Regions from separate parts of the Homo sapiens genome. Here region 1 is linked to region 2. Evidence: read pairs that join two places in POLR2A ChIA-PET (ENCODE). Cell type or tissue: IMR-90. All regions are shown on one strand. Links, peaks and the distances in the headings refer to the core of each region. The heading gives the core; the rest is flanking DNA.

The links. Peaks named below come from ENCODE experiments on the same cell type or tissue, not always from the same donor. Only the 100,000 strongest peaks of a DNase experiment are listed, where the experiment ranks them.
Region 1: POLR2A ChIA-PET joins it to region 2 with 10 read pairs; 2 of 35 experiments call an interaction of 5 or more read pairs at or near these places.

What each region holds. Positions count from the first base shown.
Region 1 is chr18:49,066,615-49,077,095 of GRCh38, forward strand. All of the region lies in intron 17 of DYM (dymeclin), which reads right to left. Among named protein-coding and RNA genes, the nearest start is that of MIR4744, 22 kb to the left of the region's middle. In IMR-90, for the core only: no CTCF peak of the experiment used is centred there; a DNase peak (open chromatin) is centred at 6,047; H3K4me3 peaks cover 333 bases; H3K27ac peaks cover 1,515 bases.
Region 2 is chr18:48,915,330-48,925,810 of GRCh38, forward strand. SMAD7 (SMAD family member 7) reads right to left here. Exons shown (of 4, transcript NM_005904.4): 4 at 4,524-6,581. The coding sequence ends at 6,043. Among named protein-coding and RNA genes, the nearest start is that of SMAD7, 30 kb to the right of the region's middle. RefSeq lists an enhancer at 7,710-8,641. In IMR-90, for the core only: no CTCF peak of the experiment used is centred there; DNase peaks (open chromatin) are centred at 7,722 and 8,562; H3K27ac peaks cover 2,637 bases.

The DNA.
Region 1 (10,481 bases), core at 1,613-9,612, 150 kb after region 2:
AGATGCTTACCTAGGAGTGGGAGAGAGTATGCATATACATCTGTTCGACTTTAGCAGATAAGCCAAACTGGTTTCCAAAGTATCTGTACAATTTGGATTCTTTTTTTTTTTAAGGTTTTCATGACCACATCATACCTTCTTTACTGCTTTTCTTATCCCTGATCTTGCCCTATATCAAACCTTCCCTGGATATTGTTACAGCTTACAAGGTGGCTATCATACTTGCATCTTGGCCAACATAGCCTCCTGTACTTTGGCCACTCATACCTCTTCATCCCATCACAATGAAGATACATGCAGTGTGTGTCTATTGTATACAGGGTCCCAGGCTGATTACTGGGGATATAAAAAGGCAGATAGCAGGTCCTTGACATCAGGTGTTACAACCGAGTTTGGAAAAAGGAAATATAGTTAAGATCTTACCAGAAGCAGCATATACTAAACAGCTAATAAATGGTGTAGATAATGAGCACTATGGAAGTTCAGTAGAGGAAGGAGTGGGGTGATGTGAGTGTTATGGAGGTTCAGTAGGGGAAGGAGTGGGGTGATGTGAGCACTATGGAGGTTCAGTAGAGGAAGGAGTGGGGTGATGTGAGCACTATGCAGGTTCAGTAGAGGAAGGAGTGGGGTGACATGTTATGGAGGTTCAGTAGGGGAAGGAATGGGGTGATGTGAGCACTATGGAGGTTCAGTAGAGGAAGGAGTGGGGTGATGTGTTATGGAGATTCAGTAGGGGAAGGAGTGGGGTGATGTGTTATGGAGGTTCAGTAGGGGAAGGAGTAGGGTGATGTGAGTGTTATGGAGGTTCAGTAGAGGAAGGAGTAGGGTGATGTGAGCACTATGGAAGTTTGGTAGGAGAAGGAGTGGGGTGATGTGAGTGTTACGGAAGTTTAGTAGGGAAGGAGTGGGGTGATGTGTGAAAATCTTGGGGAGAATCTCTGGCCTTCGCTGGCCCTCGTGGGAAACAAGCACAGGCTGAGGCTGGGAGCGTGCATGCCATGTTCAGAGAACTGGGAGGGATCAACGTTATCCTGAAACAATTGTCCATGCCACATGCAGGGGCAGAGCAGAAGAATCTGCCTCTCAAATGGCCAGTTAAAGATCAACTTGCAGTTAAATAACACACAACAAAATAAAGTATGCCAGTTAAAAATATTAAATTTAGTCACAAATGTGCATGAAAGTAGAACTCAAAAAGACAGTTCTAAAAATATTTATGGTACTAGAATACTGAGCCCCCGAGATCTAGCCTGAGGACATGGTCCCTCCAAGGCATAAACAGATCTGAGATGTTACTGCTGACAGAACACCCACCCCTCCAAAACTGGCCCTTTTGCAAAGGCGTTTCATTAGTCACAAAGAGGATAGGTCAATGAAAGAGAATTTGAGTTAACATAAATACATCATAAACATCAAGCCAAAACTCATGGCATCATCCTTCTACACAAAGAATAGCACAGGGGCAATGACTAGTAATAGTTGGACTTTCAAGCTTTTTTGAGGCTGCTTTGAGAGGGGACTGTGGACTGATATTAACAGTTACAGTGTCCCTTGAATGCAGAGAAAAGCCATGTGTAGTACAAAGGGACATGACCAGGTGCAGTCAGGAAGTCCAGGATAGGAGCCTGGATCTGCCCCCACCAGCCTGGTGACCTTGGATGAGGCAATTCTCATTTCCCCAAAATAAGGGGGTTGAAAAGAGGGTTTCTCAAGTATCTCTTCTTTCTCCATTCTAACAACTAATGCTGAGAGAAAGGATATTTTTTGGTCCACTTCCTTAGGAACAGAAGATTCATGACTGGTTCCTTCATACCTTTCTTTAAACAAAAGCATTTCCCACAAATCCTAAGGCTTACAATGGAGAAGGGGCACAGTTTGATGCTGCTCCTTAGAAATGAAAGGAGCTCCAGAGAATATTGTTTTTAAGTCATTGTAACAGCTTTTGTTAGGCTGGACTGCTGGAGGTGAGGAGTATATGACAAGCCAGAACAACTCCAAAAATGAACTGGGTACCCTGACACTTGGCTGCTTTTTTAAAAACTTAAAAAGCCACATACAGCTCTCATATGCTGAGGATGAGGAGAAATTCCTTTTTTTCCCTTTTTCTATGCCCTCTCTCAGCAGAATAAAAGAGTGGAAATCTAAAAGAAGGAAACAGCTTCTCCTATTTCCTCTCCAGAAGTGATTACATTCCAAGCCATCTTTTTTATTCTACTGGAAAGTGTCACTTATGGGATTCGGAATCAGGGTCAATTCTAAATAGTTCACATGAACACATCTGCATGGAATTGATGTTTTTTCATAAATACAAACACTGGAACCAGGAGAAAGTTTACAATGTCAAGTTTTCAGTTTTTGCTTATTGTGAGAATAGAATGTATATTGAGGAGACACAGGCAAAACAAAAGAAGTATAATAAATTGATTATGGAAGAAGGGATCTTTGGAGTTAGCCTAGTTTACCCTCATTTGACAACACATTAGTAAAATAATTACCTACATAGATGGGATGATGCGTGAGTTAAATTAGACAACTTAGTCTTGACAGAGATACTAACGTGTTCATGGAAAATAGTGAATAAACTAAATTGTTATACACCAAATCATACATTAAAGTCAGCATTTACAAGAATCTTGCTATGATCCCTCCCAAAGTAAAATAAAAAGAAAACTAACCTGCTAAAGAAAATCATTCAGCAATTTATCTATTCTGAAAGTTCAGACTGGCACCTTGAGCCTTCTTTGGGCTTAGGTCACCCACTCGCTATTCTCAAAGACAGGGCTTTGTGTTTCTCAAGGGTAGAGATGATACCAGCTCTATGTCCTGTATCATCCCAACTTTTCTTCAGGGTCATGACTGCCACAGACTCACAACTCTTTTTGGTATATTTTCATGAGTAGCATGTAAAAGTTCTTATAAGATACTGAAAAGTAAGGCTTGTGTGTTGTTTAGTTTATAAAACAACACATATACTTATAAAAGTAAGACTCATGTGTGTTGTTTTGCTCCCTTGCTAATCAGAACAAGTGGCCCTTGATTTTCATAACTGTTAGTGTACTAACCTGTAGCAGTTCTTTTAAGTTGTGGCTTCTAGTCTATTATGGACTTGGGAACCAGATGGCTAAGCTTATTAAAACTGTGTATTGGGCCAGGCATGGTGGCTCACGCCTGTAATCCCAGCACTTTGGGAGGCCAAGGCAGGTGGATCATGAGGTCAGGAGTTTGAGACCGGCCTGACCAACATGGTGAAACCCCATCTCTACTAAAAATACAAAAATTAGCTGGGTGTGGTGGCGCATGCCCGTAATCCCAGCTACTCGGGAGGCTGAGGCAGGAGAATTGCCTGAACCCGGGGGGTGCAGGTTGTGGTGAGCCAAGATCGCGCCACAGCACTCCCGCCTGGGCAACAGAGCGAGACTCTGTCTCAAAAACAGACAAATAAACAAACAAAACTTGTATCAAGCAAAGAGTATGGCTGTGAGCAAGAGGCTCCCTGATTAATAAAGTACAAGACAAGAGCTCCGAGCCATCCATTTTGATTGTTCAGAATCTACAACTCTAGTTTTTGGCTTTGTTCTGGAAAAGTGAGGTTGATAGATATGTGAGAAACTAACATTGGCTAACAGTTACTGAGAGCTTGCTTTGTGCTAGGGAGTTTACGTGCATTGTTTCTTTTGATTTCTCCAACTATTCCAGGATGTAGGTAAGGTGATGAGTTAGACCTGTCCTTGAGGTGAGAAACTGATGCACAGTGAAGGTGAAATAACTTGCCCCAGACTGCAGGACTGGGGACTCACTCTCAGCCCTCCAGCATCCCACCTGCCTCTCCACTTATGTGCTTCAGAATCTGCATTCTGTCCACGGCCATTCTTCATTTCACACTCAAGGAAACCACTGCAGCTCAAAGTCCTCTGAGTGTGAACAGTCTTCTTTTGCCTCCCAAGCCCCCTTTGCCCATTTGTGTTCTCTAATTTTCTTAAGTTCCTCACATTTGAAAAGGAAGGGAGTAGAGAAGCCGTTTCTTTGAATGCTACTTTAGAAACTGTGCCCCCCTAAACAGTAAGGTTCTTTAAGGGACAACCACTAGCAGAGTGCTGTGCAGGCAGGAGTTGCTCAATCAATACTAGTTGAACAAATAAATGAAAGACAAGAAAATCTCTATTGCAAATAGTAGCTTTGTAGGAAAAGGAATGTTAGCCGCTGGATGTTGGAGATATTTATTCAAAGACTCAGAGGCCTAAAGACTGTGAGAACACCATAAATAAATATAATGATCAAGAGTCCACATGGTTCCTTATACCCCATTGTGCCCTGATTTGAAAAACTCTCAATATTGGGTTTGGTGTTTTCTCTTCAATAGGGACTGTTAGCAATGAGAGGCTGTATGGTGGAATGTGCAGACCATTTATAAAGGACAAAAATAATCACTGATTTTTCATTTTCAGTTCCTGTAGGTTAGGGCTGGGATACAGATCACCAAAGATGAAGGCAAATCTTTTATAGTGCCTACCTGCTTTTATTTTTCATGCCTGTATCAACAGGAAAAATGTTGAATGCATGAATTTGATAAGACTGATATTTATTTAATGGCAGAGGCTGCTAGAAACAAGAACTAGGCACATGATTTGAATGCTTTCATTAGTGAAATCCCTCTGATGCATGTTTAAATGAAAGACTATGCCTTCATTTCCAAAAATACTGTCTTTTGCAGTACACATGTTAAACTGAATGGAGAAAAATAAGATAACCCCTGACAAAAAGTAACCACTTAACTTCAGTCTGTGTAACATTCTGTGATACAATTGAAACCACGGACACAATGCTCTAAAGGCAATTCAAGTTCACAAAAGCTTATCTCCCCGTGATGAACAGAGAAGACGATTCATTCATTTTCCCTTTATGGAACCAGTGTGTCTCTTTGGGGTTCAGATTATGAGCAAAACCACCAGCCAGCATAGGCTAAGAGGTGGCTTTGTGACCACAAGTACATTTTTAGCAAATCGGAGCTACAACAGTCAAGGGTAACAGGCTCACTGATAGTAAATCACTACTTACTTGGGGGCCTAAAATAATCAGGGTTAGAAGTCAAATGTGAAGCCGCTCCAAAGGGGGAAAAAAGAGTAAAAGGAATTCATTTCTTAATATCATCAAGTGTATATATTAACTACCATATATTTAATGGCAGGGAGAGAAAGGACAATAATGGTAAGACTACAAAGGATCCCATGTATAGCGTCTTGTCATAGGGACTATTGAAAATTAAATAAGGTTGTTTCTACTGCTACTGCTATCAATTAGCTAGCAACCACTTCCACAGCCATAATAACTGCCACATGCACGCTGCGCCTTACCCCTGGGCCTGCTAATTCCAAACACAGGAGGTTGCACACTGCACTCAACAGACTGGCCTACAACAGAATGCCCTGCTAGTCAGATTTTGTTTTACAAAATGAAATGATTCAGTACGTCAGAATATTTTAGATAATTTAGCCTAGTTCCATTCCTTAAACATATGAACTAGATTACATACTTTGTAATAATTTAACCTTCACTTATCCAAACATTCTCTGTGCCATACAACTACATGTTTCTCTTTATTTTTGTTCCTTCTAGTTTCACGAAGTTTAAACAATGATCTCTGGTCTAAGTTACAAAGCTATGCTGCCAATAAGGTGATTCGTGTCATGTTTAAAGGATTTCATTTTTGAAGTGGAAAAAATCACTCCTGTGAAACTGACACTGTAGTTTGAAAGACGAAAATGCCAACATAAAAAAAAAATCCCATTCAAAAGGGATGGGATTTGATATCTATGAAAGTAGCCCCCAGACTCACTCCCTGGCCACCTCCCACTCCAACCTTTCCCCTGTGGAGTTCTCAAACCCTTGTATTGACTGTGGTTCCCACAAAGACAAGAAGTAGTGAACAGCAAAATAGAGTAAATGCTTTTCCTGAACTTTGGAAGAAACCAGATTTCGTCAGTGAGGTTTGGCAACGTGAGAAACCCTGTAACCAATTTCATTTCCTGATAAATGAATGGTCCACAGGGGAAAGTCCACCAGTGAGTTTCGGAACGTTTGAGAGCTGAGACTTTATGAAAGGCTCCTTGAAGGAGTCAGCCTGTCTTTGCTTATCATTGCTGAGACAGACAGCGCCGTGCAAATAGGAGAGCTGCCAGACTCCATTTAGAGCCCTTGCTGAAGCACAACTGATAGGGCTTCACAAACATGTGATATCCCTTTAAGAAAGGACATTGCTATCGTGTGCCCCTTCCATTAGACTAGGCTCTTAAACCTGCAGGGCTGGAAACATATGCCTATTAAAATTATTTCAGAAGAGCAGGTTTAATAGTCTTCTCATTTAAATGTAACTCCCCTCGTCCAACCAAAAACAAAATATCCTTGGCATTCAGTTTTGATTTAGAGTTGGGAAAATGTAATGTATAAAAATGAACACATACGTGGATAAATAAGAGTAAAACATAGTGACTCAATCTCAGGGAAGTTATGACAAATAGAAAGTGCCTCAAAGTATTGAAACAAGTTCATCTGAAATGTGAATAGCCTCATTCGTCACAAGATCATTTACATTTTAAACTTGAAATGAGTATCTTTATGTTTAAGTAAACTAAAAGGCAATTCTCATAACTCTATATGTGCTATATTTATGCCTAAAAATTTAAAAATATCTTAACACTTTTCAAGTTAATTCAGAATTGGCCAAAGTACAAATATGTTTACTGAATTAAGGTAAACTTTTGTCAAAGGTTAACTTGACAGATTAAAAAATATGTAATTTTGGTTTGCTTAGAAAACACAAACAATACCACCTCCCCCCACCCCCATAAAATAGTCAAATGAACACTTGAAGGCAAGAGAAGTTTGGAAAAGTCTTAAATAATGGCTTCAGGCCCTCAATTAGAAAAAATTAGAAAACCCAAAAAAACAAAATCTGAAACGAGTGAGCTTTCAAGAGGCTGGCAGCCTTGGCCTGGCAGTAAGGAAGCCTGGAGTTGATTAAATTCACCCTGCAAACCCACGTCACAGCAGCAACAAGGACATGCTGGAGGTCTACAGAGAGGCTGAGGCTAATTTCACCCACCGATAATAACCACGTCTAAAACAAGGAATGGGGGAATGCCAATGAGCCCTAAGCTTCCTCTTTAACCATTTAATCCATTTTTTCTTCTTCCATGGTTTTGGAACCACAAGACACATTCTTTTTTTGACTTCAATTTTGGATTCTTGGTGACACTGAGTTGGGTTGTGTCCAGGCCCAGGATAAGTAGAGAAGTCTGTGCATTCACTATAGGGAGGCAGTGTTACACTCGCTTTATTAAGGTAAAATAATTTGGTATCAAAACGTTAAGATGGAAGGGAAAGGGAGTCTCCCAGCTTATTTTAAAACTATCCGAGTTGTGATTCTGATCAGTCATATGAATTGAAAAAGATGACCACTTTAACAGCTAGGTTCTTTTGGCCTCCACAGCTTATAAATAAAAAGCAAAACTAAATTTACACAGTTGGCTCTCTGTATCCATAGGTTTCGCATCCCTGGATTCAACCAACCATGGATTTAAAATATTCTGAGGAAAAAACAAGGATAGTTGCATCTGCACTGAACATTACAGACTGTTTTTTCTTGCCATTATCCCTAAATGATACAGTATAACAACTACTTATATGGCATTTACATTATATTAGGTATTGTAAGTAATCTAGAGATGATTTAAAGTATACAGGAGGATGTACACAGGTTATATACAAATACACTATTTTATATTATGGACTTGAGCATCTGTGGATTTTGGTATCTATGGCGGGTGTTTTGGGGGTGGGGTCCTGGAACCAATCTCCCATGGATACAGAGAGATAACTGTATTGTGCTTAGGAACCATTTCAAACTTTAATTGTCTACATATAATTGTGCATGGTACTTTTAAATTCAGAAAATAAGCCAAACTGGAAAAATCAAAACGTTTGATTCAAAACTAGGGCTCATTACCTGTGGTATGAGAATTAGTCTGCTTCATAACATGAAAGCTGAGTTATTTAGAGGATACTCATCTGTGCTTTGTAGAACAGAGCTACAAATGACTACCGAGTTTAACGGCCAAAAGCAAAGCTGAGACCTCTACTTAATCTGAAGAACCGTTACTTGTAAATATTCCGCAAAGCACATGAGTTTCTTATACAGTAAGTTCCAAGAGAACTAAAATGTTTTTCTGTTTTCTTTTGAATGTGGTTGCTTTCAGATCGTCTCAAATTCAGAAGCCAGATGTGGGTAGGAGTTGCACAGAAGACAGAGAAGGCTTAAAAGTTCACTAATGTTGAGACTACTATGGAAAAGGCTGGATGCAATGGACTCACAGAGTCCTGAGGAAGGGGCTGCTGATAAGCAATGGGGGAGACAGACAGGCTGGGTGTCTCCTCTGATGCTCATCAACCCCAGAATCAGGAGGCCAGGAAACCTAGCTTTCACCTGTGTCTCCTTGCTGAACAGAGACGAACAGCATAGATTTTACAGCTAGACAATCAGTAAGGACCCATAACCCTAAGGACCTCAAGTACTTATGATGATGAGAAGCCAGGGACATTCCCTCTTTCAGTTGCTTTCTCTTCCTTCTTGGTTTCTGTCCATCAACATGAGTCTCAATACCATCCCATTTGAGGGCCGAGTGTGCAGCCCCTGAGGAGGAGGTTGTGCTGGCTTGGTTGGGGACAGACAAAGCCTGAATGCTGAAGGTTTGTTTCCTGAATACTGCTGTGGGATACTCCCCTACTCCCATCCCATTACTCCTTATCCCTCTCTTCAGATTTTCATCCAAGGATCAGGGTCACTCAGGAATCTTTAATTAAAGTGAGCCAATATGTCCATTATGGAGCCAAGGAAATGTAGGGAAAGAAGGATTCAGTGAAGGATAAACAGGGAATCGATGGCAGAGTCAAGAGGAAAATACACATTTCTGGATCCTTGCTTGGGAAAATGGCCACTGGTACGAGGAAAACTATAGACACATAGTCCCATCTTCATTTTGATGGTGGGGGTAGTAGATAATGCCATGTCAGAATTTTTCCAACACGGAAAATTCAAAACATTTACTACTGTGAGTCTTGGAAACAAGGAATGGCAGTTTAACTTTTGAGGTGGGGAAAAAGAAGGGATCAAAAGACTGTTTACTCTGTTTTGTAGTGAAACGAGTTTTATGAAGTGCTCTTTGCAGTTGAAGACACACTTACTATTTTCTGCTGGGAAATATTCTGGCTAGTTTACAGTAAAGATCTGATGTAACATGAGAAGAGTTTAAACCCCATACACTTAAAAGCTTGATAACACATTTTTTCTTTCATTGGGGCTGTGGCAATGTTTATCCTCCATTTTGATAGGGCAATGTCAGAAATGTGTTAGCAGGGGCACCCTGTTACTGTACAGGCAGTATAACAACATTAAAGTAAATTTCAAAAAAGCAAAGCAAAACGGATCAACCAACCAACTCACCCTTAATTTTATTGCTCAAAGTAAATATTTTCATTTGGGGAATAATCTTTCTCTGTATGTATCTGTGTGTCTCTGTATGTGTATGTGTGTGTAGAGATATATGAATATAAAAATAGTAGCAATCACAGGAAAAATATTATGATGTTTTAAACTTTGAGTCTGAAAGACACATTAAGAAAAATGCCATGCCTTTCTACTTTGAGATGACACTTATTCTCCATGCTGCAGATATTATGCCAAAAGTAAACTACTGAAATATGTTTTAGTGAAACATGCTATCGTAATAGTTCAAGTAATTCACAACACCAATGTAATAACAAGCACCATTTTGTTTAGGTTTTCAGAGTAGGTACCATATAAAATCATTTTTCTGGAGCCATTTTATGTTTTATATAAAGAGTTATCATGTAAAATGTAATAACAGTATAAAGTGCTGCATGTTCACATCCTGATGACACCTGGGAAGAGGTGAATTGTACATTCTGCTTTAAAACAACCCTTGAAGGTACTGCAAAAATATGGTATCTGTTATTACCAGAATTCTCCGTGGGAACACCATAGAGAGGCTGTGGATGCCACAGAACAGACTGCTGCTGTCAGCCCTGATCACTTTTTAACAGATAATATATTTAGATGAAAAATCTTCTCATTGCACATAAAGAAGCCTGGTTTTTCAGGGTGATTCTTTCATAGCTTTTCTTCTGTTACAAGACTAGTTCTGGGCTGTGCGAGAAGGAATGTGGAGAAAGAATGCTCTTAAGTCTTCCTCAGAAGCTTAACTCGTATATAGTTCCTTTTTCCAAAAAACCTGGACTCTTTAAACGCTCTAACCATAAATTAGCTCTTGTCTCAGGTGGTGAAACATATGGTGCCCTGCACAACACGGGAGCTTCACAGGAGGACTTTTTTCCCTTTTGGCAATGTTTTTCTGGTCTCCAATTACAATTTAAAATTGAACTCTGGCATTTGTTAGATGAAAATGACC
Region 2 (10,481 bases), core at 1,195-9,194:
AGAAGGGTGGGGACCCCTGATTACGGCTGGCTGCCTTGGATTAAGTATCTCATAAAGTATCTGAAATTGCCATTATTGTGGGTCAACATGATCAGATATTAGCAATCCCACGTGGTTCAACCTAATTAGCATATGGTCAGCTCTTCACATGAATTTTCTCCCCAGTCCCGATTTTAGCCTCATGAAAGTATAATACACACTTTGTGCTTTGGAAATTGAGGTTCAGAGAGGTTGTGACTTGCCCAAGTGAGTGCTCAAACCCAGATCTGTCTGACCCCCAAACCGGTGACTGTGAGCCACATCCTATTTCACATCAGGCCCCCACCTTGCCTGCCCCCAGCACACCCTCAGGGACAATCAGGAGTTGCTCATTGAGGGCACACCGGCTGAGCTGACAAACAGGTCCTTTGCAGGCTGCTGAGTGTTGGGAGCTTAATAGACCCAGCGAGAAGTCATCGCTTGCTATAGGTTTGGGTGCAAATCCAGCTTCCATCACAGGCTGTGCATAGGTGGTCCCGGGCAAATCACTCACCCATTGGAGGGTCAGGCCCTTCCTGAATCAGGGAAGGCCTGCCCACGTCCTCTGCGGCGTGGGGGCACAGGCAGCATGACCCTTGGTATGCACTGACAAGTACAAATGGCAGGTGTTGTTTCTGTTGCTCAGCAGTCAGATCAGCTTGGTCCTTCCAAACCAGAACTTGTTTTAGAAAAAACATATACCCAACTCCTTGAGCCAGGCCTGCCCAGAGAGATTAGATAACACAGAAGTGATGAAATCTGATGCTATCGCTTAACAGCTGGGAGACTGTGGGCAATTCTTTGAACCTATTTATCTGTAGAATGGGAGTGATGATCATGGTATCCACTCGCAGAGTGGCTGTGAGGATCATATGGGACAATCCCAGTGTAAAGTGCTTAGAACACTGCCTAGCACAGAGTCAGGACATACTCAGTGTTGCCTCTTGATGATGAAGATGATGACAATTATTCCCAGCCCAAGCTAAGCCCACAAATATGCCTCGTTCATGAGACAAGTCCTGTCTGAGTACCACACCAGGAATTGTCAGGGCAGTGAATCCTAACTGAGACTCCAGTTGAGACCCCAGGGTGCCAAGAGCTTATAGTTCAGCAGAAGAGAGAATCTTACACTATTGAACATTCTTCAGGACAAATTTTTTTTTTTTTTTGAGACAAAGTTTCACTCTTGTCGCCCAGGCTGGAGTGCAATTGCGTAATCTTGGCTCACCACAACCTCCGCCTCCCGGGTTCAAGTGATTCTCCTGCCTCAGCCTCCCAAGTAGCTGGGATTACAGACGCCGACCACCATGCCAGGCTAATTTTGTATTTTTAGTAGACACGGGGGTTTCACCGTGTTGGCCAGGATGGTCTCGAACTCCTGACCTCAGGTGATCCGCCCGCCTCAGCCACCCAAAGTGCTGGGATTACAGACGTGAGCCACCGCGCCCGCCCAGACAGAAATTTTTTAAAGGGAGGAGGCTTCTTGGAGGAAGTGTTGCCTGCATCACATCCCAAAGGATAAGGAGGAGATAGCTAATTGAAGTGGCTGCAAAGCACTTGCTGCAGAAGCGCATGAGCACGGCGGGCCTGCAGCACAGTGCATCCCCCTGCATGCCTGGAACAAAAGGTTTCTGTGCGTGGAGGGCTGGGGACTCAGGGGAGAGGTTGGCAGAGGTGGATGCTGAAGGGCTACTTTCACCAGAGGTAAGGGAGACCCAGGGAAAACTTACAGGCCCTGAAATAAGTCATGCTAGTGGGGGTAGAGAAAACAGAACTCTGAGAGAGATATTTGCATTTTATAATTATTGATCGGGTGAAACAGGATGGAGGGAATTTGTTTTTTTTCATTATGGGGGACAGGGGCAAGGATGGGGAATCCAGGTTTCTGGTTGGGACAGCTGAGGCATCTACAGGTCTGAGGGAGACAGAACCACCAGAGTGATGCTGTCATCCAGGGAGAGGGTGTAGCCTGAGCAGAGCCTGAGATCGAATTATATAAGATACCCTGAAATTTAAGGGGCAAACTGAAAGGAAGGAGTACCAAGAGGCAGGAAAACTTCCTTCCAATGGGGTACCTTCTCCCCCTACTCTGCTAATCTCAATGCCATCTGAGCTGAAAGTCCCACCTCCTCTGCAAGCACCTGTGGCCCCAAGACCAGGCCTCCTCCTGGGTCCTCGCCTTTTCTTCTGCCTGCTCTGTTGCTGATCATCTCAGGTGTGGCGTCTTGTCCCCCAGCATCACTCACAGGCACCGTCCAGGTCCACGTTACCTCCGTGCCCGCTGCGGCACATTGAAGGTGCTCAGGAGATGACTGTGGGTGACGGGCTTGCCGGCAAAAAGAGGGAAGTGTCAGAAACCAGCAAATGCCAGACTCCTCCTAAGCACTCCTCTTTCCCCACCACCCGGAATCAGCCATGCTGCCAGAACCCACACACCTCCACCCCTGTTCCAGCCTCTCCTTCCTCCAGAAGCCACAGCTTCTGCCTCCCAAATCCAGAGGCCTTGCGCAAGTGGTCAGGAGGAAACGTGGCGGACCACCCTCCCACCTTCTCTCCATTTCAGGGAGTTGTGGGACTGGAGCCACACAGGATCCTACCAAATAAACATCTCAACAGGGCGTGGACCAAGCAGGAAGAACCACTCAGCCCGGAGTCAGATCCTGATCTCCCTAACCACTTACTATCTCACTGTGTGACCTTGAGCCAGTCATTTCACCTCTCAAAGCCTCCATTTTTGCAGCGTGTCCTAATGAAGATGAAATGAGAATTCCCTCAAACGCCTGAACATTATGCCTGGCACCTAGTGAAGCATTCAGTAAATGGTAGCTACAATTATTAAAGAGCTTCCGGGCATGCCGACGCAATTTAGAGCAAACTAAAATAACTTTGACAGCCCCCAGTGAAACACCTTCCCTCCCTGCCCCTCCTCCGCCGCTACCACCCTAGAGTTAATTAGAACCCTCCTTGGGTGTTTTCTAGAGATGAGATTTTGCACTTATTCTGGGTTACAGAACTACGATGTAAGCAAGTTTCAGTTCAATGATAAAAAGCAAAAAGCGACCAGGCGTGGTGGCTCACACCTGTAATCCCAACACTTTGGGAAAGGCCGAGGCGGGTGGATCACCTAAGGTCAGGAGTTCAAGACCAGCCTGGCCAACGTGATGAAACCCCATCTCTGTTAAAAATACAAAAAATTAGCCGGGTGTGGTAGTGTGTTCCTGTAATCCCAGTTACTCAGGAGGCTGAGGCAGCAAAATTGCCTGAACCCGGGAGGCAGAGGCTGCAGTGAGCCGAGATCACTGCACTCTAGCCTGGGCGACAAAGCGAGATTCCATCTCAAAAAAAACAAAAAAAAGCAAAAGCTACTTTTAGAGGTAGTAAGCTCCCTATCACATGTAAACAAGTTGGCCAGGATGACCACTTGGCATTAATGCCCTGGAGCATAAATCAGCAATCAACATGTATTAATATTTCTTGCTAACCAATTGTACTGTCATTCCCTTTAATGAAGTGGTGGCGCCAGTAGGCTGTAGCGCTTTTGGTCATTTTTTGGCAAAATAGAAAGTTGGCTGTCCTACATTGGCCTTCCAAAAAGCTTTCATGAAATTGTACAGGCTTATGATATTCAAATCTTAACCCCCACTTCAAAAGGACCCCCTTCCTGGATATAAGGTTCAAAACCCCTTACATAGACACCTGCACAGCCGTTTGTTTGGTACCCAATTTAGACCATCTCTTGTGCAAGATTTCCCAAATCTAAAACATGGCTCAGATCACGGTTCAGCAGCGAACCAAGGCAGGCTGATGCAAAGACAGCACTGAAGAGGCATTTTGACTGCAAGTGCCACCAGAGCTAGGCTGGGGAAGGGGACTAGTGAACTGTCACTTAAGTCCCAGCAGACAAGGGACGATATTGCAGAGTGGAACTTGTACTCTGTGACTTCTGTGGCCCAGGACAGTATTTGGGAGGGCGCCAGGAGGTGGCCTAGTCCCTCTGAACACCACTGACATTCAACCCCCACCTTCATCACCCTTCCAGGGTCTCAGCCCCCAGGAAACTTCTCCTGGAATCCAGTCTAGCAGGGGTACAGTAGGCTTAGGATTTAATACCAAGTGAGGAGTTGGCAAGAACCAGATGGACCCAGGTTCTTGGGGCTAAACTTCTCCATCCATCCATCCTCTAATCCTGTCTCCTTCCCATTACCCTAGATGTAATTCCCTGTCCTCAATTCTACAAGCTTTGAATTATCACCCACAGAGCTCCTGTAGGTTGTCTCCCATTACAAATTCAAGACACAAGAAGGAGGGATGTCTGGGTGGCTGCAGGTCTTTCCAGCACTCTTGAAGACCAGGGCTGTTCTAGATGTCTCTTTTGTGGCCCACGTCTCCCATCCTCCAAGCACTGGGCTGGGAAGACGCCAACTCAACTGAATTTGGATGAATACTCACTCCTCCCCACTCCCTCCAAGCAGCAGAAGAAAAAGGAGTTGGAGGACAACATGAAATCAAGTGTACATTTTAAAAATCGTTTAATGGAACATAAACTCCTTTAGAAAAACATTCAGCTAGGTGATAACACCCATAGAAAAAAACACCAATCTTGTGTTTATCTTTTTTAATTTGGCATTTGTTATTTGCATTTATATTAAAGCAAAGTGCATCTTTTCTTTATTTTTCTTGTTTATACACATTGCACAATACATAAATAATGATGCTTATAAAACGTCTTTATATTTACAAGTAATAATATATTTATATATAACATAAAATACATTTTTTTCTTTAATAAATCTCAGGTTTTTTTTCAGGAGTCCTTTCTCTCTCAAAGCACTACAATGCTAAATTTCCAATGAGAATGCTTCTCTTGTTCATTTAAACCTTTGTAGTTAGAAAAATAGCTTATGTTAAAGTCTAAACATGCTCATTGAGCTAAGAACAGTGTCGAAGTATCATACGAGTGTATGAGTTGTAGAAGAAATGAAAGAAGAGTTAGGTGTCAGCCTAGGATGGTACCTTGGGTTATGACGGACCAAATCCTTCTTGGAGGGAAGGGGACTGCTAAGCATGTCCCTCCCAGGGACATCCCCGCTTGCTGGCCTAATAGCAGAGCTTAACACACAGGATGGGAGCAGGCAGTGCTGAGCTGGTTTTCTAAGTCCGGGAAAAACCTGATGTCACCAGGGCAGGCAGGGGAGAGGCTGAGGGGAGAGGGCACTGGGTGAGCAATACTGTGAGGGGGCTGCCCCGGCAGCCCTTGGGAAGCCCATCTCAGGGAGATCCAGGAGCAGATGGCCAAAAAAGAAAGACGCTACAATGGCAGGGGCTGGCAGGAAGGGAATAAGACAAGGATGAAAATAATTGGTTCTGGTTCGGCCACTAGCAGGCTCGCTGCTCAGAAGCCTGTGGACAGGCCCGTGTCCTTGATGAGGGAGAGGAGGGGCAGGGGCTTTCCCAGGCTGGGGACAGAGCCGTGCTCCTGGCAGCTGCTGGGACCCCAGCCGCCAGCTTGCCCAGGTACTGCCTCTGCCCCACTGAGCGTGTCCAAGGGGCAGGAGAGACACCGCTTGGGACTGCAAACCTCTCTGCTGGGGACATCCATAAGAGACACAAAACAAAGAGCACGTTGTCTCCCCATCTGCCGCTCCTGCACACGCGTGCACACACAGCCGCACACTCACACTCACACACACTCCTGACAAGTGAAATGATGACCGCCCCCCTTCATACACTGTGTTTGGTGGTGCTTGGATTTCTGCTTCCCCTCTTCCTATCAGGGTGTCCTGCCGATCATACCTGCCCCTTCTTCCAAAAAAACCCCCAACAATTCTTTTCATAAGCTATTTCTCAAAGAGCGAAACAAAACAGAACACAAACGAGGACGAGAAGAAGAAAACCAACCAACAAACAAAAAAAAAACGACCAAAGAGTTTGCATGAAAAGCAAGCACTCAGGAGGAAAATATTAGCAGCAAAGTAGTTTGAAGTGTGGCCTGCTCAGCTCACGCTCTGTCCCCTCCGCACGCGGCTACCGGCTGTTGAAGATGACCTCTAGCCAGCACGGGCAGCTGCTGATGAACTGGCGGGTGTAGCACTGGCCCCAGCCCTTCACAAAGCTGATCTGCACGGTAAAGCCCGTCCACGGCTGCTGCATAAACTCGTGGTCATTGGGCCGCTGCAGGCTGTACGCCTTCTCGTAGTCGAAAGCCTTGATGGAGAAACCGGGGAACACCTTGTGTACCAACAGCGTCCTGGAGTCCGGGTTGTCCAGTGTGGCGGACTTGATGAAGATGGGGTAACTGCTGCGGTTGTACACCCACACACCATCCACCTCCCGCGTCAGCTGGATGCCGCAGCCGATTTTGCTCCGCACCTTCTGCACCAGCTGACTCTTGTTGTCCGAATTGAGCTGTCCGAGGCAAAAGCCATTCCCCTGAGGTAGATCATAGAAGATATCCAGAGAGGGCTCCTGGACACAGTAGAGCCTCCCCACTCTCGTCTTCTCCTCCCAGTATGCCACCACGCACCAGTGTGACCGATCCCCAGGCTCCAGAAGAAGTTGGGAATCTAGAAAACACATTGGCAGAGAGGGTTAGTGGGGACAGGCATTGGTGACTCCTAGAATGAAGACACCCGCCCCCCCACTGCACCCAGTCACCAGCTCATCTCTCAGGACGAGACAGAAAGAAGGAGGCGGTGAGGCTAGTCCTGGACTTGCCCAGGCTCTTACAGCCCTTTGACCAGGACCCTGCCTTTCTTTAAGCATAGGAAGCGCTGGGTGCTGCTTCTCTCCAGGCCCCTGCCCATCAGGAGTCCAGTACACCAGCATCTGTGCCCACCTGGCCAACAAAGCCTCTTCTCTGCAGAGCACAGATGCAAAGGGACCCTTAATAGCTTGGGTAGTCTGCTTTTAGGGCCTCAAAAAGCCTCAGCAACGTCCTGGAGTTACAGATCTTTCAACTGGATGGAACCTTGAAGGCCAGCTCCTCCAGCCCCTTGTCATCCTGATGAGAAAACCAGGACCCAGAAAGCCTGCTGCTGGAGTACCAGGGGATGACACAGCCAGAGCTAGAACCCAGGTGTCTAGACTCTGGGACCACCTATGCGATGGTCTCTGGGTGCCTGTCACCCAGCTCTCAAATCAGTGCCGTGGTCATGAGGAACCTATCTGGTAAAAATAAAAATGAGGGTGGCTTGGGACAAAAACATCTATATTCCTAATAGGAAAACAGTCTCAGTGTGTCAGCAGCAGCCCTGTACACAAAGGGTGAATTCATGTCAAAATGCCAAATCACAACATGCAGACCGGTATTAACCCGGGCTACCTTAACAAAGCTTCCTCCAGCCCAGACAGAAGATTATGTGTCTCAAATAGATGCGTCCCCCTTCTCCCCTTCTCTGCCGGCACCCCCATCCCCAGGGGTGCCCCCTCTCTCCCCTCCTTCCACAGAAGCATCTGGAGCCTGCAGGGCGCCCTGCTCCGCCCTCATCCCTCCCCTGCAGGCCCCGCCCCGCTTCCCTACACAGTCTTCCCACAGGCAGCCTGGGGGCCGGGGTGATTCTGGTAAGGTAATTTTCCTCAACAGGCACTTGGAGGACTTTAAAAGGGGGGTCACACGGAGGGAAAGGGAGCCCCGGCGGCGGGCATTCTGACTCCTCCTTAAGTAGGAGCCAGCGGGCAGGCCTCAGACTTGGGACCATAAATCTCCCCAGCCCAGCCAGACTGCAGGAACGCTGTGGTTTGTGGCAGCAGGGTGGAGACCGGAAGTCTTGTATTTGTTAACAAAAATGGGGACAGCAGAGGGGGAAAAGCAGAGGGGAAGGGCCCCACGTCGGTCAGGGCCTTGCCCTCGCTCCCTGCAGCCCCAGCTCCTCCTCTTGGGGACCTGGGGGGCACAAAGCAGGGGTTGAGTGTGAGATGTGTTTTGGTGTGGCCTTTGTGTTTCTGGAGTAACTGGGTTCAGAGTCAATGATGATGGGTTGCACCCTGCAGGGGGTCCATGGCGGAAGATGGGGCCGCATCCTGCTGCCCCAGCAGGCTGGGTAACTGGGGCAGCCCAGGACACTAACTGGCTCCAACTTTTACAGGCGTGTTAGGACCTGGGAACCCACTGGCTCCACTCAGTTGTTGTTGTTGTTGTTGTTGTTTTAAGTAGCAGCCAGTGTTGGATGGAGGTGCCCGTCAGTAAGGCCATACAAATGTGCACACTGCGGCCTGCTGGGGCAGCCACAGACACACACACCCAGAGCAGCGGTTCCCTACAGACACCCCAAGCTGGCCTTCCCAAATGCCTGCCCCAAAAGCTCCACAAAAAGGGGACACTGAGGTCTCATTCCTTTCCCTCAACCCCCAACCCCCACTAAAAATCAACACCAGAAAACTGGCCGGTCACCACCCCCCATGTAGCTTGGAAGTCCAGTGCTTGTGCATGTGCGTGTGCAAGACTGTGTCCATGATGTCAGTGTGTACGAGTGTGTGTTATGTGTGTTTCTGTGTGCACATACGTACTGGAACATATGGAAAACAAGACAGGGACAGGGAGAAGGTGACTCATCAGGCATTCACTTGTTTCTGCAAAGTATCCATCAACTGCTAATAAACTTGTGAGCGCTGGCAATCTTTGAACTTTCTTGCTGAGGGAACTCAGCTCTGAAGGCTACACCAAAGACCTGAACGCCCAGGGAAGGAAGGACACATTGGCATCAAGTGTGAAGCGGGGGAGAAAGCCCTCTTCCGGGAGGCACAGCACATCCACCCTTTTGGTGTGGAGGAGGGTGTTCTGAAACACAAGAAGCTTTTGCTTATTTTCCCAATTCGGGACAACAAACCTGGCCTGGAAAGGAAGACTCGAGGAGCTGCTGGGAAGGAGGCGGGAGGGAGGGTGGGTGGGAGACCCTCAGCAGAGCCTCACAATGCTTTGTTTCATGCAGCCAGGACCCACTGAAACCTGGCACCGGCCAACAGGAGGAGGAGGAGGAGGAGCAAGGGAGTGAGTGGAGTATGGACCTGAGATCGAGGTGCCCCCATGCCAGGCCTGTCAGCCACCTAGGCAAGGGGTGGAAGCCTTGTCTGCCAAGGGTGGGGGCCTCTGGGGGCAGAGGAAGCTGGGTGGGGACTGGAGCCTGAGATCTGTAGCAGGACGGGGAAGTGTCAGGTGGGTTTCTGTTTCATCTGTGCAGCCCGCCAGCAATGTGCTGCCAGACACCCCCTGGAAAAAGCATTTTTCTGCTGAGGTTAATGGCCCAGCCCAGAAAAACTGCAATGCATGGATGTCGTGAATGCTGCTGTGTGTGAACAAGGGCCCTGAAGTCCATTTGGTGCCCTAACCCACCGCAGGGAGACTCCTGCCTGCTCCTCCCTCGCTGTCCCCTCCAGCTCCCCCACCAGCAGCCTCTGTCCTCCCGTTAGGACAGCTCCAGTCTCCTCCTGCCGGGACTATCTCTAAGCACACACAAAAAACAAGCTTTCCAGCAAAACCATTCGGCAACAGCAAAGGCCCCTCGAACACACACCCTTGTGTGGACATCACACCTTCTGGGGACCCCGCACGACATCCCCCATTGCCACTACAGAGATTCCCCTTTGCCCTGAATTCCCCGCCATTTGGGCTCATTTCTGGGAAATGCTCAGCTTCATCTTCACAGAAACACAGTTCCCTGAATCGGGCCCACAGCCCACACGAGTCTCCCCACAAAGGTCTGTGTGGACGCTTTGCTCCCAGGGACTTCCCGGGCCACGTGTCGAGGGGCTGGGAAGTTCAGTCAGTACAAGGACTAAGGAAGAGCCTTGGCCTCTCGCTGATAGTTAACCTCTGAAGGCAAAACTCACAGTCCTTTGTTAATTTCCCTCAGCTTTATAACCTTTTCCGGTATTTTCCACAAACTTCTCCCCCTCCCCAGAAAACTGTACAGGGGCTTGTTTTAAAACAGTATGTGTTCATTTTAAAGCATCCAAAAGAAAAGCTGTGTTGTAAAAAGCTCACTAATCAGATGCCTGCTCACAGTTGTATCTTTTTATTACAGTGTGGGGAATTTTTGGAGCAACACCAGAAAAATGCTGAATCTGCCTAAAATTCCTTTAAGGTGTTGCCCCCCCCCAACCTTCCCCATTTCCCTTAAAGCATAAAATCCTCCCTTTAAAGGGAAGGGGGAGGTGGGTGTTGAGAAAGGAGAGGACTTCAGCCTGTGTTTGCGCTCCAACTGGGGAAGACCACTTAGCAAGGAGCTCCCTGACTCTTACAAAGAGTTATTTAATTACCCTGCTCATGAATGAACAGACCAGACCCTTCCAGGAGACCAGAGGCTCGTGAATGAACCTCACACCCCAGGTCTCAATGGCACAGGGTGACCAGGCCTCAAGGCCACATTTTAGGTTAAGCAAGGAATTTTCCCCTTCTTAAATGTTTTTCTTTTTTTTTTTTGAGATGGAGTCTCGCTCTGTCGCCCAGGCTGGAGTGCAGTGGCACA